Regions from separate parts of the Mus musculus genome. Here regions 1 and 3 are each linked to region 2. The links are chromatin loops, found by intact Hi-C in ENCODE. Cell type or tissue: left cerebral cortex. All regions are shown on one strand.

Evidence for each region. Hi-C counts contacts between places; a loop is a spot of excess contacts. Peaks named below come from ENCODE experiments on the same cell type or tissue, not always from the same donor. Only the 100,000 strongest peaks of a DNase experiment are listed, where the experiment ranks them.
Region 1: a loop joins it to region 2, with 4 times the contacts of the local background. A loop is called at or near these places in 31 of 42 quality-filtered maps.
Region 3: a loop joins it to region 2, with 6 times the contacts of the local background. A loop is called at or near these places in 15 of 42 quality-filtered maps.

Annotation. Positions count from the first base shown.
Region 1 is chr17:12,207,195-12,215,194 of GRCm38, reverse strand. Agpat4 (1-acylglycerol-3-phosphate O-acyltransferase 4 (lysophosphatidic acid acyltransferase, delta)) reads right to left here. Exons shown (of 9, transcript NM_026644.2): 4 at 4,823-4,984; 5 at 4,403-4,556; 6 at 1,638-1,740. Among named protein-coding and RNA genes, the nearest start is that of Gm46605, 54 kb to the left of the region's middle. In left cerebral cortex, a CTCF peak has its summit at 4,271 (motif pointing right); DNase peaks (open chromatin) are centred at 2,649, 3,083, 4,290, 4,891 and 2 more places; H3K27ac peaks cover 1,713 bases.
Region 2 is chr17:12,114,242-12,122,241 of GRCm38, reverse strand. Agpat4 (1-acylglycerol-3-phosphate O-acyltransferase 4 (lysophosphatidic acid acyltransferase, delta)) reads right to left here and starts at 2,958. Exons shown (of 9, transcript NM_026644.2): 1 at 2,827-2,958. In left cerebral cortex, CTCF peaks have their summits at 1,772 and 4,614 (motif pointing right); DNase peaks (open chromatin) are centred at 2,405, 3,001, 3,464, 3,925 and 1 more place; H3K4me3 peaks cover 2,966 bases; H3K27ac peaks cover 1,900 bases.
Region 3 is chr17:12,035,967-12,043,966 of GRCm38, reverse strand. All of the region lies in intron 10 of Prkn (parkin RBR E3 ubiquitin protein ligase), which reads right to left. Among named protein-coding and RNA genes, the nearest start is that of Gm46604, 8.6 kb to the right of the region's middle. In left cerebral cortex, CTCF peaks have their summits at 4,594 (motif pointing left) and 7,570 (motif pointing left); DNase peaks (open chromatin) are centred at 4,603, 5,263, 6,677, 7,569 and 2 more places.

The sequences.
Region 1 (8,000 bases), 93 kb before region 2:
CAGACTAAACCCTGTGGAGGAGGCAAGGGGGGCAGTCCATGGGCCAGTAGAAGGGTCAAGTCAATGACAGAGAGATACTGTCAGGAGTGAGGGTCTGCCTTTCTCCGCCTTCCACCTCCCCAAACCCAACACTGCTTCCACCCGAGAGGACAGTGCTGCTCCGTGTTCTTTGTGATAGGTGCAGAATCCATGCATACAGGACAACACACTAGTACTTTCTTCGACCAAGGAGCAACAGTAATGGCGGACCATCTCACACGCAGCTCCTTTGCCCTCCACTGGGGCACGGCCACATTGAGGCAGGTGCTGGAAGGTCAGGCATGTGAGAAGGGCATCTGGACAGAATAGAGACCTCTGAGTTACTCTGCCCAGGAAATGAGCTTCACTTGACTAGCTGGGCCTTAGGGAGTTTTACTCTTTTTAAGCCTGTGCTGGTCGGTAGTGCCCTAGATGTGTTAATTCTTTATATGGCACTGTAGTATTTACTTAGAATGTCCCAGTCGTATTAAGTGGGCTACTACACACAAAAAGGTGTGATGGGCAGCATAAGGACCCTTCCCTGGTGGCCATGAACACTTGCTGGCTTTGTAGGTGAACTTGAAAGGATCATAGTTGGCTATGTACTCTACACCAGTTCCCACATATACTCCAGAAAACTACAGTTACTAACCCTGCCCCCCCCCCCCCGCCAACCCTTGTGGATGTCAAACGATCTTGTACCCTACAAGAATCCAGCTGAGTGGAGCTCTTGTCAAGTGTTAAAGAAACTCCAGAGAGAAAGGACCCACTCTGTCTCTGGTAGTAGGGGCAGGGGGTGGAAGTCGGCTTGAGGAGTTTCTTGGGCGGCAGTGGTTGATGGTGCTTCGTCCTCATTTTGTGGAAAAGCTGGAAGCAGTTCCAGGGAGTTAACCCAGGCTGGCAGTCCACAAATGCGTTTGTATATTTAGACATTTTGAGTGACTCGACAGAGTTGTGATTTCATCACGGTGTACTGGGATTTGGCATCTGAAGGTCTCTTTACCCAGAAAGCTCTGTACCATCTGTCTGCTTGTATGAGGATGTTTCAGGGTCTCCTGGATGGCCTTCGAGATGACTACGGCATAGGGAACCAGAGCCACCTGACCCAACGCAGACTGGATTTTAATGCATAAGGTTGTTGAGCAAATGGCCCCGTGACTTCCTGCCTGCTACATCTTCCCATTGTCATTCCACTAGTCTTGGTGACATTCTGGAGATCAAGGGGCGCATTGGGTAAGCCATTAAGCAGGCAATAATAATAATAACAGAAAAGAAAGAAAAAAATTGGCTTGTCTTTGCAAAGAGCAGATCCATCTTTGTAGGAAATGTGTCCACAAAGAATGACTGATAGTGAGTACTGGCCTCCTGTCTGTCCGCCCAGAGCTCTGAGAGGGGAGCGAGACAAACTGAGCCAAGCCAGTTAACAGATTTGAAAGAGCTGGAAGGGACGGCATCCTCTCCAGGGTGTGCAGTAGGTGTGCTATGCCTCCTGAGTTCATAATATAAATAACTGGGGAGAAGTTCAGTGGCAAGCAGACGTTGCTGGAGGCGGACTCCTTGTCATTTAGCACTTAGAAACAAGCCCTCCCATTTCTAGGAAGGAAGCAGGGCCAGCTTACCGAACGTAGCAGTCAGCGTGATATTTCTTTCCATTTAAGACTCCCAGCAGTGTTGGGTTTTCATTGTTTCTGAAATTGAGTGTACAGTCATATACAGCTGGGACTATAAGACAAGACAAACAAGGTAGTATATAGCAGGTGAGGCCAGTTCTGCTTGGTAGTCACACACACACACTGGAAGACATACACACGCCGTAACCTGTCTACCAATGACACGCATGATAGAGACCTCTTCCTTGGGTTTTTCTAGATTGTTCACCCACTCTACATTGAACATGTATCATCTTTTGTAATCAGAAAGCCAACTGTAAGCGAGTCATAGAAACAGAGTAATTCCTGTGGTCATGTGGGCTTTAAAGCAGTCATGACTGTCAATTCTATACTGATAAGGATGCTAATAAGCAACTTTCTAGTAGGCAGAGCCTACTGTAGTCACAAATACCGATATTTGAACAAATATGGGTAGGAGATGACCTAGGTTCATCTAAGGATGTGTCTGTTATAGAACGATAGCCATGATTTATAAAGTTATCAAATACCATTTTCCTTTTTTTATAAAAGACTTACTTTGTAACAATGTGGGTGCATGTCTATGTGGGCATATGTACACATGAGACCTGAAGAGAGCATCGCATCCCCGTTGCTGGATTTACAGGCAGTTGTGAGCCACCAGGTAATAACAGTGAGAACTGAATTCCAGTCCTCTGCAAGTGCAGTCAGCACTCGTATCAGCTAAGCCATCTCTGCAGGCCCAGTGTAACCCTTTCTGTGAGCATTTTTGTGCCCTCCCAAAATGAAGCAGCCACAAAGTCAGAGTGTTACATCTAAATCCTGGAGGGAAAAGGTAGTGGCCAAGTTAATAGTCCTATTCAGTGGTAACTCCTTGGGAAACCTATCACCCACGCTCTCCGCGCGGATGTATATATGGTGTAACCCTGATGCTGATTGATTCAGAGTGAGTAAGCTGTGAGACCTCACCTCCTATGCTAATGTGTGGGGTAGTCCTGCTACTGATTGGTTCAGAGTGAGTAAGCTGTGGAACTTCGCCCACTATGCTAATAAGCCTTTTTGAATCAGGAAGGAGGAATGGCTTTTGATGAATAAGGAGCTGGAGGCTGGAGCTGGGGGAGGAACAGAGCAAGGAGGCTAACAGTGACTCTGGATGGATAACTCAGGAGACTGCGCCCAGCAGAAAGGGTAACAGGCTTCTAATATAGATGTCTCTATTTCTTTACTATGAAAGCCCAAATGAGAGCCCTAAAAGCCCCTGTAACAGTAACTTATCCTATAAGCGCATTCCAAGTTATCTCGTCGCTATATTCCACATTCCATCCAACCTTGCTGCGGGAGCCCTGGGACCCAGGTCAGGCTCCAGAAATGCTTATTGGATCAAAGAACGGATGACTTAATGACAGAAGCAAGTGGGTAGAATGTGTAAAAACATGGTGGAAACAGATGGCAGCAGAGAAAGGCAGGAATCAGTGCGGCTGGGTGTGGCGCCCACAGCCGCCTTTTCCCAGCAGTGGGAAGTTTGCTTAGCTGCATCACGCAATCTTCCAAACTTAGGTGTTCTGGAGAGTGAGCTTACAAAGCCATCATCACACAGGGCTGAGGTGACAGATGCCAGTTACACATGCAGGCGGAGCCCACTGTACTAACGATGATGTATATGATCCTGACCCGGGCCTGACAGCTTTAGACGTCTGCAGTTAATGTTAGTAAAAGTAGCAGGGGAATCACTGAAATTGTAAACCATCCCTGGATCACTTGGAAATATGAAGAACACGAATTCAATGTTATAAAATCACCATCCGTTTCTTTCCCCTGATGCCTAACCCCGCTACAGGTCTGTAGGTCCACTATCTTTCTCAATGGGAAAGGGTCCCCATGCTGCCTTATAGGAGTATCTAGAGGCACTGTCCTTAAAGGCCCAACCACTCTCCTGTCATTGGTGGGCTCTGATGCCTAAAGTGGGCACTAGCCCAGAAGATATTTAACCTGTTGATGTCCTTGGTGCCCTGGTTAAATCCTTGCCATGGGGGCTAAGGAAGACCCCCGCACAAGAGATAACGACAAGGCTATAGAAGCTAGTAGCAGGGAGCCAGAAGCCACATCTGACCTGCCTCTGGCAACAGAGTAGGGCCAGCTTGGCCCACCTCTTCCTCTGGGATAAAGCATTTTCCTGGCATGCCCAACACATGAAGCTCTAGGAAGGCCTGCCCAAGCTCTGTGGTGCCTTCACACTTGAAGCAGTGTCAAGTCCTATCCAGCCCAGGTAAAAAGTCAAGCCTCTTTTGGAGCCGAAGGCCCAGGGAGTAAGAGATGTGAGAGGAAGGGCTTACCTATGAAAACAAGAAACATGTTTTAAACTGAAGAGAAAGGTTAATAAGGAAATGTAAGAAGTCATGTTAGAATGCCAGTGGCAACTGACCACTGCTGCCTTCTGCTTTTTATCTACACTGGCTTAAGACTCCAGACTCATGGGTCAGCTGCCCTAGAGTACAGGTCAGATCATCTACAGGTGGTTGTCAGCAATAGACAAGCAAGAGATGGCCTCAAAGACTGCAGCTCCATGGCCAGGCCATCTCAGGGGTCCTCCAGGGAGCCTGCACCTTCTGCACTCACAGTGCAGTACCGCCGTTGACCAGCAGAGGGAAGTATTCACTGGGATGCAGAAACGTGAGGTGCCCAACCAGACTGGAACCTGCCTCTTGTCCCAGGTCCCACCTAGCCTCAAAGATCCCCTGTTTAGCCAGCATCCTTACCAACATCTCGCAAGCACTTCACAGTAATAGCAAAGCCTTTGGTGCGCGGCAGCAGGTGGTGTTTGAGGCTGGGCAGCCCCTTGGCTTGGGCCACCTGCATGCTGATTTGGTGTTTCTTCTCTGTGAACCGTGTGCCCTCACAGTGGATCAGGAACTGAAAAGCAAAAGATAATGAATGGTCACACAGGAGGATCCCACGCTCACACAACCCCAAGCTCAACCAGAGGCCACAGTGCCAAAGAAGTTCATAGTCACACTTGACGCCAGGTCAGCCCCAAAGTGCCCTCAGGTCACATGTCATTCCAGGTCATACTCAATTCAGTGGTCACCCGCAGAAGAGTCCTAAAGTGACTCCTATGTGTGGTAGCCACACATAATTCCACAGGAGCCAGACAGCACACGGCTCTTTTGCCTACGTACCAGATACTTCTCTGGGTAGTCCCGGAGGTGCAGCAGGCTCTTGGCAACCGTCTGCCGATCTTGCTCCCACTTGCGTGTGCAAAAGATCATTTCCACGAAGTACCACATCCAGCCAATGATTGGGACATAAGCCAGTTCTTTCTTGGCCAGGACTTTGGAGTTCTGAAATAGAAGAACCACCTCAGGGTATCTGTGAAGGAGACATGGCTCTTGGAGCTCTTATGGGGAAGGAATAGCCAGCCATACCAAAGGCTACAAAGCCAAAGCCTTTGGGCTTGGAGTCCTTCCTCTTTCCCACTGCATTGACTCATCCCTGGGTGGGCTGCTCCATGGACAGGGGTCTGCAGATGTGCACAGATGCTTGAGGATACTCTCTCATGGACCACAGCCCTCCTAGATGATTGACATCTGTGTGTTCACCAAGCCCAACCTGAAGTTCTGTCTGGCAAGTCTATAGAATACCATCCCACAGATCAACCCATCAGCAAAGCCACTGAGTTCGTACAGGCAAGGCCAGCAAGATTCATGACGTGACAGACTAGCGAGCAGAGGCCAGCAGAGTTTGAGGAGCCCCATAGCTGGCATGGGGAGCAGGGGAAGCTGGGAAATCAACTTGGCTCAAATGGATGCTCTTATTCATCTCTGCGGCTGGAAATAGCCAAACTCCTCAGGCCAGGGTAGCTGTGGTTAGTCTCCAACAGTTGCTCCATGACCACACTGTGTGGGCACCAGGGGTGGGGTGGGGAACTTGGGAATCTAATGAGTCAGGGAGATGCAAAATGACTTTCACTTTGCTGGACTTGTCTGTCTGTCTGTCTGTGTCTGTCTCTCTCTCTCTTTCTCTGTGTGTGAGAGAGAGAGAAAGAGAGAGAGAGAGAGAGAGCACATTCATGTGCATGAATGCAGAATGCAGACACATGGAGGCCAGGGGACAACTCCAGGTATCAGTCCCTGCCTTCTACATTGTTTGAGGCAGAGCATCTTGTTGTTTGTCGGTTGTACGTGCCAGGTTAGACGGCCCACGAGTGTCTGGGGACTCTCCAGTCTCCACTGCTCACCTCCCCGTAGGAGCAGTAGAATTCCAGACACTCGCACTACGTGTCCTGAGCTGCACGGAAGTTATGGGGATACACACTCAGGTCCCATACTTGCCTGGCAAGCCCTTTACCCACTCGGCACCCTGACCACCGCCACCATTCGTATTTTTACTCTCCACTATGGAATCGACTGAGACGCTCCCTGACTGAGATGGATGCTCACCCACCCACACCGGCAGTGTGGACCGTTGTAGGCAGCTGAGCACTTTTTTGACAGCTGTCTATTAAGGTCCTAAGCCTTCGCTGCCTGAAGGGAAGAGCAGGCATTTCACATCACCCACTCCCTTCTCTCCCCTTTTCCTATCTTCCACTCAGTGTCTTCATGGCTAAGACTCGTAGCATTTCTATCATGCTTGGGGCCCTGAGGTAAACTTCTGAGGAGGCCTCACCTACATCTACACCCAGCTTTTTCTTCTCAGCATGGAGTAACTTTAAAGTCTCAGATGAGGGAGTAAACTGCCTGATTAGAGATGATCTTACTCTTGTGCCTGTCACCCTGATAACCAAACCATCTTTGGGGTCATAGTCCACCCTAGTAGCTCACTGCCCTGTGTCCACACTAGACGTCAGACTCCAGGGAACAGGAAGGGACATTCCTGCCTGACCTCACTTTAATCTCTGATGAGAGCAAATGGATCCAAACACAAAACTTCCACGGGCAAATTAAGCTCTTCTTTCTGGAAGTTAAAACTTATTTTTAAGATTCTATACTGGATCTTGCAAAAATTACATATGGAGTGCTCAGGAATTACAGAATGACCCACACTACCACCCACAGAGGTGCTGTTGGGTCTACCAGGGCAGCTACTGGGCTGGGTGGGTGGTCAGTCTCACCCAGCCAATCAATCATAGCTGCATTCTTGGGTGCACTTCCTGTTTGTGGTTCTCCTGTGAGACACAAGTGAGTGTTAGCACTTGGCCTTTGGTAGCTGGTGGAGAAGGCTGCCCTAGTGGGTTGTGAGAATCTAGGGCTTCAACTAGAGGTGACTCAAGAGTCTGTATTCCCGGGGGTTGGGGATTTAGCTCAGTGCAAGCGCAAGGCCCTGGGTTTGCGGTCCTCAGCTCTAGGGAAAAAAAAGAGTCTATTCCCATCACTGTCATACGTCACCAAGAGTCACTTCAAGGTCCCACAGTAAAAGCATTCATTGGCTACAGGGTATACTACACATCTGACAATATGTAATAGTACAGCTACAGCTGCAAACCAGAGCGCAAGGGCCACTCTGATGCCCACGGGTTTCAGTGCAGTTTTATTGGTACAGGGTAAGCATTCACCTGAATGCAGGAGCAATTCAGCTGCTATCATGGGTGAATGGTAGTCATACAGACAATGTGATCCATAGAGCTGAAAATGTTCACTCTCTGGGAGCATGCAGTTGGCTGGCCAACTACAAATCGGATTAGTCAAGCCTTAATTTACAGCCATTAATATAAAATTCACTCCATATAAAATTCTCACCTTACATAAACAGGAAATGGATGGAGGGAGAGAGGGAGGGGCTATGCTAAGAGGCTTTACAAGTTTAACTCATTCTTGACTGACATCCTGGAAATTAATAAGGCAGTAAGATGTAAATATATCTAGGAAAACCTAAAATTAATATAGGGTAACCCATATCCACCATGTGCTGAATTAAGTGTCTACCGTGGCCAGTTTTTAGATCAAAAAGTTCTGGAGATTTTTTTTGGAGGTGAGAAAAGGGGGTGAAAGCTAAGGGTATATGGGGGCATGAGGGTTAAGAAGTTCATTACCATGGGTGCCCCACCCAGCTAGGGAGGCCATCTCTCGGGGAACACAGCCATTCTCTGAGCCAGAATTTAGCATCTTCAACTAAACAGTGCATTGTATGACCAGATGGCAAAACAAAAAACTGCTTTAAATAGCATGGGGCTCCAGGCATCTTAACCCTCAAATTTGGTGGCTTTTAACTCATCTCACTACCAGACTGCAAATGAGACCCCTTCTGGGTCCAGGACAGCAGCCTGCCAAGTGAAAAATGCAAACCAGTGTCAGGTTTGCAGGTTAGGAGCCAGGGCTTTCTGTCCTCTAAACCCAAACCCCCAGGGTCTGGCAGAAACCA
Region 2 (8,000 bases):
AAAAAAAGAGCAAATAGGCAAGAAATCTTTGCGATGCAAGAATGCATTCTGGGGGGGGGGGGGGGGGTTCAACATAAACCATTCTCACATGGCATTTCCTTTTATTTTGCCATTAGGAGAGAAAAACAGATTGGCTAGTCTTTGAAATCTCTTAATACCTTCCCCCAAGGTGGTTTAAAACTGTAACTGCTTAACTGAGTTGTTCTGACACATAGTGGACACACAATAACTACAAAATACAAACTAACACACACACACACACACACACACACACACACACACACACACACACACCGGCCCCAAGCAGAAACCCTCTTTCCCACAGCCCTGGCAGAATGCTTGCTTTCTCGAGAACTCACTGGAAACCGAATTTCAGAGTCTAAGGCTAGTTTTCCAATGCTAAACTGGACTCATCTGAGTTCTCCAAATGGCAGAATATTACTAAGCGAGGCTTAGCCATGTACTTCATCAGTAAATCAAGAGTCACTCAGAAATAGGCACGCCTCTTTCCCTGCCCACCAGACCTCCCTTCAGAACACAGCAGAACAGAAAGGGTGGCCTTAACCAACTCCTCTCTGAGTAGCCATGATTTAAGGCAAGGACTGGAATGACTAAGATGGCTCCCTCCTTCTCTGCCCTCGCGAGCATCCAAGCTACAGTCAAAGTCATGACATAGCCTGGCCTTCTGAGTCACCTTGGGGTACTTTGTTTCCACCCAGCTCCAGCTGTCTCCCACAGGTTAAACAAGTCACTCTTTCTCTGGATAGCTGAGAGGGGTCTGGTCTGTTTGGTTATTTACTACTTTCTTTTTGCATTGGGTTTGGGTCTGGAAACTTTCTGAGTGACATGCTGAGACAAGCCCACTACTCTCATGCTTTGGAAGGTCGGACGATAAGTCCATTGTCTTGTCCGGCAGAATGCTAAAGTAAGTTTGGCAAAATGAAAGTTGAATCATTATTCTGAGTACGTTTTTTTAATGTTCTGTACCCCTCACCTAATTCTCTTGTCTTTAACTCCATTTTTTTCTCTAGTTAGATTTGTTTGTTTTGAGGGTTTCTAGGGACGTTAGGCAAGTTTTCTACTACCAAGCAACAACCCCAGCCCTCTAATTTTGTGCCCTGTTCTTTAGCTCCCATTTGTAGAGAACTTTTGTATCTGAAATGCTTAAAATCTCTGGAACTATGGTCAGTTTTTAAGACCGAGATAAATAACAGTAGTGAGATAAAGAACATTCTAGAAACTACTGGTTCTTCCCGCTTCCACGTAGCCAAGAGGCTAGGGTTCCAAGCTATGATTGGGCTTTAATAACCTGAAAGTAACCTGAGGCCTTTTAAATTCTTACCACAGATAATCTCAGTAATACAGGACTCTATATTGGTACCAATAAGGAAGGAATTCTGGTACTGGGCATGCACATTAGAAGAGGGTCCATTATCAGGCTTGCTTCAGAGGTACTGAATATAAGCAGCACCCAAAACCACTAATGGGCCTGCCTTCTAAGCAATGAATTATTTGTATCAAGTTTTGTCCACCTCTGCTTATTACTGGGTAGGTGATAATTTCCTCTCGTGTCTTAGTTTTCTTCTGAAGGTTTGTTTTTTCCTCCCTACGTTGCACCAGAAGGATATCATACCTCTAACTTGGGAGTCTTAATTGTTTTTCTCAAAAGGAACCTTACCCACCCACCCCCGATATACAGAGACACACATGCACACATCCACACTACGTTTCCCTCCTCTTGAGATAACTTTTTCCCCCCAGTAGGAGATGCTGAGTGATAACTTCAGATGAGCAGATCCGTGCCAGGTTTGGAAAGACTAGAGGGTAAACACTGGGTAATCCAGGTGAGAGCACCACAGAACAATACCCTAGAGACCCAGCTGGGTAGTTAGCATTTCTTATGCTAACTGAACTTTGATTTGTGGCTAAATGAAGTTCAGAATAGAGCCAAGACTCGTTTTATACATGTTTAGACTTGTGGGTGAGCCTGAACAGCTGATAACATATTTACCAGTGTGAATTATCAGGTACTTTGCAACACTTTATTTCAATGCAGTATCCTCCTATAAAGAGTTAAATCCCCCTGCCCCTCTTAGTTTGTTCAATATCATGTCTTAAGAAATTAGTTAAGTTTCTAAAAGCTGCCCTTAATACTGGAAAGCTTCAAAAACATAAAAGAACTCCCTTTAAAAATCCCGACATATGATGGAGAACCCAGAAGCTTAAATTTAAGTAAATAAAGCGGTGATTACAAATGCCTGTTTCCTTGACAACTCCCCTCCCCCAGCCCTCCTGCGATAGGGAAAAACCAAAATGAAAACGAGAGGAGGGGGTATCTACAGAGTCACGTTGCGTTCCAGCGAGGCCCAGCCAGGCCAAGCCCAGGAAGGAAATACAAATAAATCAATTTAGATTGGGACTGTATTTTTGTGGAGTATATTTTTGTGGTTGTCATAGAAACACCAGAGACAGAAGAACGTGTTGCACGAAAAGAGAGCCCGTATATGTAACAGGAGCCATCGCTACACCTTCACGGTAGCCAAGAAAATGCTTCCACCCTGGGAGGGCTGCTCGCAGAGCCCCCAGAAAGCTCCTCACAATCTGGCACAAAGCAGTGGTCGCGGAGCCCCGGTGCTCCTCCCTCTGCCCCCACCCCCACCCCCGCATCATTCGCTCCAACCCCACCAGCATCCCGCTCCGAGCCTATCCCTTCCAAAGTACTAGGAAACCAGCCGAGCAGAGGGACCCCTGCCAGAGAAGGGCATCCGATCATCACACGCCACACCCCAGGAGAAGGTGCCTGGTAATCGTACCAACACCACCTACCTCGCTCCGGGCAGTTCTTTGCATTGGTGCTCACAAGCCAGAACTGCGAGGCAGGAGCCTGAGGTTCAGAAACTGCCTCTACTTTAGAGAAGCTGTAAGTCAGCCAACACTGGAAAGAAAAAGCGAGACTCCACCCAAAGGGGTGGACCCTTCGGGAAGGGAAAAAAAGGTGGTCCTCGGCTGACGTCTCTCCCCACCCATGTCACTTCCTTTTAAAGCTACGACTTAGCAGCTACTGGGAGGGAAGCTCGGACCCCGTGTAACATGAGTCACCCTCTCCTTCCAATGAGTGTAAAGAAGTGTCCAGCTCGGCCTCCTGTTGGAGCCAGATGGGGATTGGGATCGAGTAGTCACCCGCGTGGATAACAAAGCCATCCCAGTGGCCTGCCGCCACTCGCCCAGCTCAAGAGCCCTGTTGCATCCCCGTGCAAACAGCCTGAGAAACCTCGGCCTCCTGCCCTGGAAATTGCCCCCCCCCCCACGCCCCAAGTCCCCTGTGCCATTTCGTTTGGGGGTGGGGGTGGGGGGAAAACAGGATGAAAGCTGAAGCCCGCGCACTCTAGTGCCTTGCTCACCTCTCCTGGCCACCACTCCGCCAGCCCGGAAGCCCCTTCCAAGATCACGCCCAGCGTTCCCGAGACTAGGACCAACAGACCTAGGATGCCCGGAGCTCCTGTGGATGGATGCTCTCCTTCCAAAGCTGGGTGCCAGCGGGTGCCAGGACTGCCTACTCATGCTAGTGCGCACAAGCAGGCAACACACACATGCACATGACATTTACACTCTTGTTAAGTTAGCAAGGGTCTGAGCAGATTAACCGAACAGAGTCCTGAAACTTTAAGGGGGCGGGGGGGGGGCGGTGTTGGAAGTGCGCAAAGGCCAGGTCTGTGACATTCCTGGAAAGGTGAATTCAATCTCTGGGTGCCTAAAGTGCCCTTCAAATACGGGCTGTTCAAGACACTGTCGCAGATGTTTACATATTTACAGAAAGAATGCCCCGTGGTCGCTCTACTTTCTAGCGCGAGCAGTACTGAGAAGTTCCTCCTCCAGGCTGCAGAAGCACGGCAAATAGCTTGCCCTGCAGACAGGAGCCAAGAAGAAGGTACTCAAGAAGCAGGAAAAGGGTTTGGACTTTGACATCCTGAAGATCATCTAGAATGTGAGAGGAGCAAAGCCAAATGGAGTGAGGGTGGAGGGCATAAGGAAGAATCCAAACCGAAAGCCCATTTGTGGGGTGTAAAAATTAACTTGAACGGCTAGCAAGGGCTATAAAAGTTGTTAGTAAAGAGTTTCCTATAAGTACTGGAGAGATGAGGTGGCTCCGGGTTTAAGAGTGCTTACCGCTCTTGAATAAGTCAGGGTTCAGTTTCAGGCACCTGGCAGCTCACAATTGCCTTTAACTCTACGGAATCCATCACTCTCTGATGTTGGCCAGGGGCACCTGCATGAATGTGGTGCACATAAACTCACATAAGTACACACGCGCGCACGCATATACACACACACACACACACACACACACACACACACACATAACATAAATTACTCCGAATTTTTGTTCTTGGAATCCAATGTAATATTTAAGTTCTTGTTCTTGTTAACTCTAGCTTCTAGAACATTCAATCCCCTCTGGCCACATAGAGAAATGGTCTCAGCACCCCCTCTCCCCAGTAAAATTCTCTCTTATAACTTTTCAAGTTATATTTTGTGACTTTTTTTAAACATTGACCATACCATTTTATTTATTTTTTTTAAGATTTATTTATTTATTATATGTGAGTACACTGTAGCTGTCTTCCACACTCCAGAAGAGGGCATCAGATTTCATTAGAGATGGTTGTGAGCCACCATGTGGTTGCTGGGATTTGAACTCAGGACCTTTGGAAGAGTAGCCAGTGCTCTTAACCGCTGAGCCATCTCACCAGCCCATATTTTGTGATTTTATTGTTGACGGGAATCAATGAGTTTTCCAAAAATACTTTCCAGATAGTTAATTTTTTTTTCATAGTGGCATTTTGGGTGGAAATTTAATTTTAGAATTTGAGACTTGTTGCTGGATGTTGTGGAACATGCCTGGAGTCTCAGCGCTCAGAAGGCAGAGACAGGTGGATGGATCTCTGAGTTTCAGACCAGCCTGATCTACAGAGCTAGTTCCAGGACAGCCAGGATTGTACAGAAAAACCATCTCAAAAAACAAACAAACTAGTTCCAGGACAGCCAGGATTATACAGAAAAACCATCTCAAAAAACAAACAAACAAACAAACAAACAAACAAACAAACAATAACAATAATATCTGAGTCTTCCATAAATTTACATTACACTGATTATAGTTACAGTGAGTGATTTTGGTAAAAACAGCAGGAAATTAAAAATTTGACAATTGCAGCTCTTGCCCCAAGCTCAATATTTAATGTTTTTATTTCATTATTACGATTCAATTCTGATCCTTACTATTGCTAAGGCCTTGTCTGTTAGCCAATATTGCTAAGAGCTCATGATCTTAGAAACCTATCTGAGGGATGGGAAGGTATTGGTGGGTTGAATTCTAGGCGTTTTATTTAAGAGTCGCAATTAGACTCTGCCTCCTGTGTCTATATTCACAGAGGGTTATAAACATTTCTGTCATAATCTAACAGTTCAGCTCAGCAAATATCTCTTGGGAATCCAAGCCACAAAAACAAATGGGGTAGCACTCAATCTCAGAAGGGAAAGAGACGTGTAAACAATCGTGATACTGCATGGACACAAGGTCTCCAGTGGATAGGGGCTCCACCTTGGTCAAAGAACAGGCAAAGGGAAGAGGGCGGAGTGGTCAGCAGAGTCTCTTCCTTCATTTCAGACTCTAAGGGGGATGGGGCGCTATTTCCATCATGACAGCAAGAATTATTGCAAAGAAGACAATTCAGGCTGACAATCCCTAACCTAAAAATCCTAAAGTTTCCAAAATCCAGAACAACTAGAGCTTTTGTGTGACACCTCCCTCTTGTACGCGGTCACTATCAAAGTGCAGACATGCTAATTATTCAATGGTGTATAACATTAACTTTCAGTTCCTTTATAATGTATATATAAAATAATTTTTTTTTAAGTTTTATGCTCAGGACCTGGAGAGATGCCTCATCAGTCAAGAACACTGATTGCTCTTCCAGAGTCGATTCTCAGCACCCAAAATGGCTTAGTGTCAGGACTTTAGTTCATTATCATAGTGGTGAGAAGTACCGTGGCTTGTAGTTGAAAACTGTCCACCAGTTGCAAGGGATCTAAAGCCCTCCTCTAGCCTCTGAGGGCACCCAGTACATACATGCATGTGGGCAAAACACCCCCCACACACTACACCCCCCCCACAGCCCCCCACACATGTTATGTAAAAGAAGTAAGTCCTTCCTTCTTAAGTAGCTTTTGTCTGGGTATTTTAAAAAAAGATTTTGTGTGTGTGTGTGTGTGTGTGTGTGTGTGTGTGTATGTATGTATGAGTGTATGTGTGCATCTGTGTCTCTGTGTGCATGGATCTATGTGAGTATGCCTGTGTGTGCACACATGTGTGAATGCATGTGTGGATGTATCTGTGTGTGGATGTATCAGTGTGAGTGTGTTTGTGCACATATCTGTATATGTGTATGAGTGTGTATGAATATATCTCTGTGTGTACATATGTGTGTGTGTGTGTACATGCATGTATCTGTGTAAGCATATGCACACAACAGCATAAGTTCCCCTGGAGCAGGAACTGGGTGGTTTGAGTTGTCTGGCATGCATGGCTGCTGGAATTGAGCTCAGGTCCTCGGCAGGAGTAGTGAGTGCTTCTGTCTTAGTCAGTGTTCTATTGCTATGAAGAGACCATGACCAAGGGAGAGCATTTAATTGGGGCTGGCTTACAGGTTCAGAGGTTTAGTCCATTGTCACCATGGTGAGATGCAGGCTGGCTTGCAGGAGAGGTGCTGGAGTAGTAGCTGAGAACTACATCTGGATCTATAGGAAGCAGAGTAGCACTGGGCCTGGCTTGGGCTTTTGAAACCTCAAAGCCCAACTCCCTGTGACAAATTTCCTCCAATAAGGCCACACCTACACCAACTAGGCCACACCTTCTGATCCTTCTCAAGTAGTGCCACTCCCCAATGCCTAAGCATTCACGTATGGGAGGCATTCTTATTCAAACCACCATGTTGCATTGTCTAGCCCCCTGTCAGGGTATTCTGTTGTCACAGCAACAGGAACACCTTTTAACCTTTATCTAGAAAGTCCCTCCCAAACATGCCCAGAGGCTGTCCCCTCGGTGATTCTAGTTCTGTCAAGTTGACAATCAGACTCTCATGACTTCTCTATAACAACTATAAAAATATAAACCATACTGTGTGTAGTATGTAGTTCAGTAAATATCACCCCACATTCATGTTTAGCCAGAACCCCAAAATATGACCTTATTTAGAAACAGGCTTTCTGACAATGTGATCAGCCAGGATGAGGCTCAAAGTGGAGCTCAGAGGTACAAAGTGTAGGGTCTATCATTTGTACTCTGGGGGTGCAAAAGAGAGAGTTCCGGGGATTAGAATGGACCCTAGAATCAATGAGTTTATAAGAATAGGAAAAACCTAACACAAGCAAAGACAGAGGCAGACTGGATTGTTGAAAGCAACACTCAAGAGACACCAAGTCCCACCAACACCACCAAAAGCTGGGGAGATACCAGGAGAAACTATTCTTTGGGGCTTCCGGGTGGCCAGTCCTGTTGACGCCTCAGGTCCAGTCTTCTGGTCACTGGGAGCAACACTGCTCATGTTTTACAACACATGGTATGTGGCCATTTGCCATGGGAGTCCAGGGAAACCAGAGTGACACATGCAAAGGCCACTGGACAGCTCAAGACAACCTCTCCCCGGGGACATAGCAGCCTCTCATTTGCTGTCTTATATTTATTGCCTTATGTGCTCTTTCTGCAACATACATGTATGACTTTGATCAGAAAGAAAGAAAGAAAGAAAGAAAGAAAGAAAGAAAGAAAGAAAGAAAGAAAGAAAGAAAGAAAGAAAGAGGAAAGGAAGGAAAGAAAGGAAGAAAGAAAGAAAGAAAGAAAGAAAGAAAGAAAGAAAGAAAGAAAGAAAGAAAGAAAGAAAGAAAGCATGAGGCTGGAGAGATGGTTTAAACTCAAGGCCTTCTTTATACTAGGCAAATGC
Region 3 (8,000 bases), 78 kb after region 2:
CAGTGGTGACGCACGCCTTTAATCCCAGCACTCAGGAGGCAGAGGCAGGCAGATCTCTGGGTTCCAGGCCAGCCTGGTCTATAGAGTGAGTTTCAGGACAGTCAGGGCTACCGACTGGAAACCGAGTCTCAAAACAAAACGAAATGAAATGAAATGAAAACCAAAAGAACTCACACAGGGCAGGATCCTGGAGGCACGGGCTGATGCAGAAGCCATGGAGGGGGCTGCTTACTGACTTGCTCCTGATGGCTTGCTCAGCCTGACTGGCAGGGGTGGGTGGCACTGCTCCCCATGGGATGGGGCCTCCTACATCATTAATCAAGCACATACATACATACACACCAGTCTTACGGAGGCTTCTTCTCCGTGGTCCTTCATTCCTCTCCGATAACTCTAACTTGTACTGAGTTCACCTAAAACCAGCTAACACAGCTGAAGAAAAACTCAACTGGAAATCGAGACACTGATAAGACCCCAAGTAAAAATTCTGGAAACGAGAGAAGAAATCCATCAAATAAATAACACTACAAAGTTAACAGGTAAGACCACATGGGAGAAGAAAAAAAAAAAATCAGAGATGGAGGACAAAGTCAGGACAGGAACAGTTATGCACATATAAATAAAAACAAGCATGAGCCATGCATGTAAGAGATCTAAGAGACCAAAGCAAAGGACCCAAAACATGGACGTCAAAAGGAACAGACAACGTCTCCAGTTAAATTGTAGTAGAATTTCCAAAACCCACTGAAGGATGGCCAAACACAACAGGTGCACAGATCTCCAAACAGGCCAGGCTGGAGAAGAAGCCACGGGGACAGGGCAGAGTTGGTACGGGAATGGGTGTGGGTGGTGGGGAGGTTCTGAGGAACAGGGAAGGTAAGAGAGCAGGTGTCCTGAAAGGGAACAGGGCAGGGCAGGAAGGATGAGGGCGGAGTGGAGGGAGATGGAGGATCTAAAAAAAAAAAAAAATCAGACTGGGAGAAAATGCTATAATGAAGTCTATTAACTTTGCATGTTGCTTAAAACAAACAAACAAACCAAATACAGATGCCACAAGCAATTCCCTGGGTCACTTACAAATGACAGTATGCATGTGTGCGCAACTGTCAACTGCAATCTCAGGCTTCCCCACACCCCCGTCTGTCTGCACGCATTCTAATTGGCTTAGCTAATCACAGTGTGCAGGAACATGGGCGGCGCTGATCGGCCTCGGAGATACTGAGATGAACCAGCTTGTGTGGAGGCTTTGTAATGAGTCTCTGACACAACACCCTGGCATCAAAGTCTCCGGCTCAGGGTGTGTGCGCACATGTGAGGGTTTATTGCACTTAGCCGGATTAAGCCAAGTGAACAAAATGTTTAATATGATGAAGAATCGTCTGTGCTTAGCCTGAGAGATGGGGCAGAGCCTTGCCTTCCAGAAACCGTACTGCCAATTTACAATAACGTGCTTTGGTATTTGGGGGCGGATAGGTGGGGAGGGGGTTATGGGGTAGGGGAGAAGAAAGCATTTTTTTTTTCCTGTCAAAATACCAATTTCTGGTCCTATGATACATAGGATTTAGTGCATGTGACTTGAAGGCTGACCAAGTACTCTTGAGGATTTCCCAGCTAGGGGACCTGCCATCTCCCCAGCCAGACCTCTTCCTATTAGCATGGTGTAAACTTAACACGTGACAGGGGTAACCGACTGCCCATGTGGCCATTTCCATGGCAGAGTGAAGAGAGTTATTGGGTTTGTCAGTGGCTCACAGGAATGGGAAGGACCAAGATGGCTCTGGCCCTTGGGATGGAAGAGGAAAAAGGTTGCCAAGGGCAACTTCTACTTTACTTCTTTTCCACGGCCAGACTTTGATACCTCTTCCTTTATAGACTGTACAAAATTCACGTGTTGAAATCTGAAGCCCCGGTTGGATGGTGTATGATGGGGCCTTTGAGGCAGCCCTCATGAGCCCTCGTGAGCAGGAGCCATCCCCCTATAGAAGGGGCCCAGACAGCTCTCCCGATTTGTAAGAACAGAGACAATTCAGTGCTCTGTGACCTGACAGAGGGTCCTCACCAGACTCCAGCCGTGCTGGAGCCCTTATTTCCAATCCCTAGGCTGTGAGGGTAAACTTGTGTTGTTTATAAATGGCACGGTCTCTGGCACTTTGTCATAGAAACCCTGTTGACTATGACAGACTATAATTTGAAGAATTCATCTCATCGAACAAAGTAGGTCTTCATACTAATTTAAATGGGCAGATAGTTTCTCCAGGATCATAAATGTGGAAGGCTCTGATACTCGCCCTGGCCTCTAGGCACCATCTGTCCTCCTTCTTGGGATACTAGGACAATGACAGGCACACACATTCCTACCACTTGTCCTCAGTTGGCTCTTGACTTGGCCTAACCTTCAGAAACTCTCCAGAACAGGTACACAAGTGGACTGCCAGACTCAGCATCCTTTCCTACCTTATCATGCCTGGTTGTTCTGCTGTATCTACCACATGCCTACCTTTCTCTTCAGCAAGAGTCACCCCAAAGGGTCCTCCTGAACTCTCTCATGTTACAGCCAGTCTTTGTTCTCTCCACCCTGGTCAGTAGGAGCCATAGAGCGTTTGGGATTCCATTTCTGCTGCTGCTCCCATGACACTGAGAGAAGTTTCCACGCACATGCTAGCATGCCCGGGGAATTCCCACAGAGGTGGACACATCTTTGCTTTGCATCCTGAGCCACGGTCAATGCCAATGTGGTGGCGCACACCTTTGATCCCAGCACTCAGGAGGCAGAAGCAGGAGGATCTCTAAGTTTGAGACCAGCCTGGTCTACAGAGTTAGTTCTGGGGCAGCCAGGGCTACACAGAGAAACCCTGTCTCAAAATAAAAACAATACAAAACAAAAACAAATGAAATAAAACAAAACAAAAATCCTTCTGGACTGGTCTCAACCAGAGGCTGGCTGCTTTTAGATAATGCAGGGCTATGTGCTCACACCCTAGAGGTTCATATTCGGTGGGTGGGTCTGTACTAGGGTACACGAAACAGAATCCTTAAACCATGCTGCTTGTGTTGTGAGGGGCAAGAGGCTTGGATGTTAGTATCCTCCTTCTGGAGTCTTGTTTGTGTGGGGAATAACACTGTGAGTAGGGTAGTATTCTCCTCTCCCCAGCGTACAGTCCCCTGCCACCAAGCTGTAAAGCAAGAACTGGTGTTCTGTTGCTAGGAGCAGACAGTCTTGTGACTCAGCACTGTCTCAGGTCCACACAGAATATGAAGCGTGGGTCACAGAGGGGCTGCATGACAAGGCAGCTAATTAGAAGTGTGTGTGTGAGTGTGTGTATGTGTGTGCCCCCGCCCACACAGTGGAGATGAGCTAACGTGGGAGAAACGAGTTTTCTTACATATTTTATACCTGAAAAAAACAATAGAATTTCTTCTATGGTAAATAAATAAATACATCTCTCTCATGTATATACCTTTCTGTATATGCCCCTTTCTATACCAAAATTTCTTTACATGTGCCTATATACCTAGGTATAGGTTTTTGTATAAATATCTAGGTATAGAAAGAGGTGGAGTGTCAGCATGTAAAAGACAACTTATGACCCAAAAAGGGACAGATGCTTTCTTGTGCAACCCTAGGGACCTACCAGTGGCCGATTTGAGTGTCTACATCATGAGTTATGGCTAGGAGCTGCCTTGGGAGGGTCATGCCTGACTGGCTTGCTTGCTTTCTTACACTGTAGCTATGGGATTTGAACTCAGGTCCTCTGGAGGAGGATTCAGTGCTCTTAACCTCTGAGCCATCTCACCAGTCCTCAGCTCCTGTGCCTGGCTTTCATTCACCCTTTGCTAATGACCTTGGGCTCCTCTCACCTGCAGAAGTGTGATAACAACACCACTGGCCTCTGTGACTGTTGTTGGGAGGAAGTGAGAGAGAGAGACACACACACAGATTGAGCCCTCCCTGAGGACTGCGGACTTCGTCTGTGTTTCCTCCTTTGGTTGTACTGTTGATATGGTCACCCTCATTTCTAGCGTATAGATAGAGACAGGGATGTTAAGACTGGGAATTTGCAGTGATGGTAAAGACTGTTGAGGCCTTGATAGGTCTTAAGGCCTCTTACAGATACAGGTAAATCAATGCCCCTCCCAACTCCCTCGTCCCCCGTCCCCGTCCGTCGTGTCCCCCCCCCCACCCCCAGCCCCCGCAATGAAGCTTTTAAAAGCAAATTAGTGGCTTTTCCAGCTCAAATTAGCGGCTAGGAGACGCTGTTAATGTGCGTGTAAGCTACCAGAAGTAGAGAAGACCCACACAAGGGCTCTCCCCATATTTTAGAAAATTTATTTGTAATCCGCCTGGGTTAGAAAATAAATCGGACAAATATCTTCTAATCCTAAAAAAGGGTCAAAGCCAGGCATTACTGAGATGCTTGGCATACTCCAGGAAGGTTCTCTTCCGGTGAGCGGTAGCTTTTAAATTTCACCTTCCTCAAAGTAATCCAACGCCTGGCCCTCACTGGTCACCGAGGCAAAAACTTCCCCTCTGCACAGCCCTTCCCAGTGCTGAGTCAAACTTCCCAGGCTGCAGGCGTCTGCTGTGAGTGTCGCGCCCCCTGCTGGTGAGCAGTGGAACAGCACCTTTCAGGAACTGAACGGATCAAAACTGGTGGGGCTCAGCTTTGTTATTTTCAGTGTGTTCTCACGATTATTTTGGAAGAATGAGTGCATGCTACATTTTGAATTAAAAAACCATCAGAGGGTGGTGGTGGGGACTTACAGTTTCTGGCTGAGGACTGGTGCTACAATCTGCCTGTGTTCCAGATTTCCAGAAACACACTTTACAACGCAATTTGCAACAGCACTTTTGGTGATGAAGATGAGAGCCTTTCTTTCTACTATTGGTGGAACGTGTTGTACAAAAACCGTAGGAGAGTTGAGACTAGGGCACATGGGTGTATTAAAATCATACCAGGGACTCCCTGCGAGCCCCCAGGTCAGGGAAGCAGACAACACCTTACTTAGTTATCATCAGAAATGCTCCCCTACCCTGCAGCAGACGGGAACAAACAGAGACCCACAGCCAGACCATACACGGAGTGAGAGACCTGGGGATCCTCAGCCCTACAAGGGACCCCTCCATCACATCTCTCCCCTTGAGTGTGGGAGCCAGAGGGGATGGAGGACACCAAGGAATCAGGGCTTCAGGGACCCAGTAGGGCTGGTGGTGCACATACAAACTTAGAGACAGGGGCAGCGTGCATTGGTCTGCGCCAGAATGAGCCCTAGAGCTGAGATAAGCAGACACAAACTCCCACGCCTTACCCAGAAGCTATCTCCAAGTGATGGCCACTGACAAATGAGAAATTCGTCTTTTCTGAGGCAGTCTCACTGGGGAAACAAAACACTCTTAAAGGTAGGCTGCCCCATGCCCGGTAGTAGAGAGCCAACAGAAATGAAGTTAGGGGGGCTGGAGAGATGGCTCAGTGGGTAAGAGCACTGACTACTCTTCCAAAGGTCATGAGTTCTTTTTTTTTTTTTAAGACTTATTTATTATTATATCTAAGTACACTGTAGCTGTCTTCAGACACACCAGAAGAGGGCATCTGAACCCATTACCGATGGTTGAGAGCCACCATGTGGTTGCTGGGAATTGAACTCGGGACCTCTGGAAGAAGAGTCAGTGCTCTTAACCACTGAGCCATCTCTCCAGCCCTGCCTGTCTGTCTTCTGACAGGGTTTCTCTGTATAGTCCTGGCTGTCCTGGAACTCACTCTGTAGACCAGGCTGGCCTTGAACTCAGAAATCCGCCTGTCTCTGCCTCCCAAGTGCTGGGATTAAAGGCGTGTGCCACCACCACCAGGCTGCCTGTCTGTTTTCTAAGATGAGACAGAGAGGGTTCGGATCCGGACTGGAGGAGAGAGGCGAGGAAGGGACTGGGAGGGGTAGGGTAGGGGAGACCATAATTAGAATATGATGTGTGAAATAAACATCTATTTTCAATAAAAGAAAAAATTATATTGATCTGGGAACAAAGTCTGAGAATGAAACAGGTATACATGCCAGACCAAGAAAAATGTGTAACTCCTTGCCTCCACCTCATACAGCGTGGATACAGGATGGCAAGGGCCCCAGGGCCATCTATCCTCTTGTGATGGTGTGTATATGCTTGGCCCCAGGGAGTGGCAACATTAGAAGGTGTAGCCCTGTTGGAGTAGGCATGGCCTTGTTGAAGTAGGTGTGTCACTGTGGGCTTGGGTTTCAAGACTCTCATCCTAGCTGCCTGGAAGTCAGAATTCTGCTATCAGCTTTCGGATGAAGATGTAGAACTCTCAGCTCCTCCTGCACCATGCCTGCCTGGACACTGCCACACTCCTGTCTTGATGATAATGGGCTGGACCTCTGAACCTGTAAGCCAGCCCCAATTAAATGTTGTCCTTATAAGAGTTGCCTTGGTCTTAGTGTCTGTTCACAGCAGTAAATCCCTAACTAAGACGCCTCTAATACCCAGAGTATTCATTAAGGACCGTGGGACAGAGAACTCTGGACTATCCTTGGGGCTTCATTTCACCTTGGTGCCCCACTGTTGACACAGCCTACTTACCTGTGCTCTGCCTGTCCTGCTTGCCCGTGTGGACCACACCCAGTCCTTTCCTTCCATCCCTGCAGCTGACTTCATCTTTGTACTCAGCTTCTGCGGTAGGCTTGCGGTTGTTATCTTACCAATACAGCACGCTCACCACCCCACTTCAGTAACCAGAGCTCCCAGGCAGCCTCTTTAACTCCTACTCATTCTGTAAGCCATGCTGTGCATCCACATACTCAGAGATAGGTAGATTTCCTGCATGCTGGGTGATGCAAGTTCCTGTTAGGAATTAAGATTGCAATAAAACATCCTAAGACAGGCATGGTGCTACACACCTTTAATAACAGCACTCAGGAGGTAGAGGCAGGGGGATCTCTGTGAGTTAGTCTACACAGCAAGTTCAAGATAACCAGAGCTACACAGTGAGACCCTGTCATAAAACAAAACAAAACAAAAGCCAGGTGGTGCATGCCCTTAGTCCCAGCACTGGGGAGGCAGAGGCAGGAGGGTCTCTGAGTTCCTTTGAGGTCAGCCTTGTCTACAGAGTGAGTTCCAGGATAGCCAGGACTACCCAGAGAAACCATGTCTTGAAAAATAACCAACCAAACCAGCAACAATAAAACAATTAAAAGAACAAATGAGCTTATGGTATATCATCAGGGGACAAAATGCTGTTGTTAAATCCATGACACCTTGTGGAAAGACACATTCATTCTTGATTATGTTCCTGGTATAGAACGCTCCACAACAGCCTGAGATGGCTTGGTGAGCCGCTTTACACTTGGAGGTAGCTGACCCGTTAACGACGCAGCCAATGGTCAGGAACACACCCATGTAGTTGTTGCCCCCACACACCTGGTTTTAAGCAGCCTAGGAATGAAGGGATAATGATAACCAAAATCCAGTTTTTAGCTTTCAAACGTATGCCTGGTCTAAACATCAAACTAGGGAATTTGATTTCTGGTTTGTTGGAAATAAGCATTTCCCTTAAGGATTTAGCGCCCTCTGGTGGCCAGAGGGGCACTCTGCAGCCACTCTGAAGAGGAAGGCCAGGGCACAATTTTCTTCTGTGGGAATCATTTTGTGTGTGTGTGTGTCTGTGTGTCTCTGTGTGTGTATGTCTGTGTCTGTGTGTGGTGAGTAAGTATAATGTATATGTAGAGTACATATACTATGCGTGTATGTGGTGTTTGTACTATGTGTATAGAGTAAGTAGGCTGTGTGGGTGGTGTGAGGTATGTTATGTGTATTATGTGTGTGATATCAATTATTTATGTGTGTAGTATTATTAAAATCAGGCTGTGTCCTGATGTAAGCCACTACATATGGTTTGAAACACTGGATCTTTTAAATATTTATTTATTTATTTATTTATTTATTTATTTTCTGTTTTTTCCAGACAGGGTTTCTCTGTATAGCCTTGGATATCCTA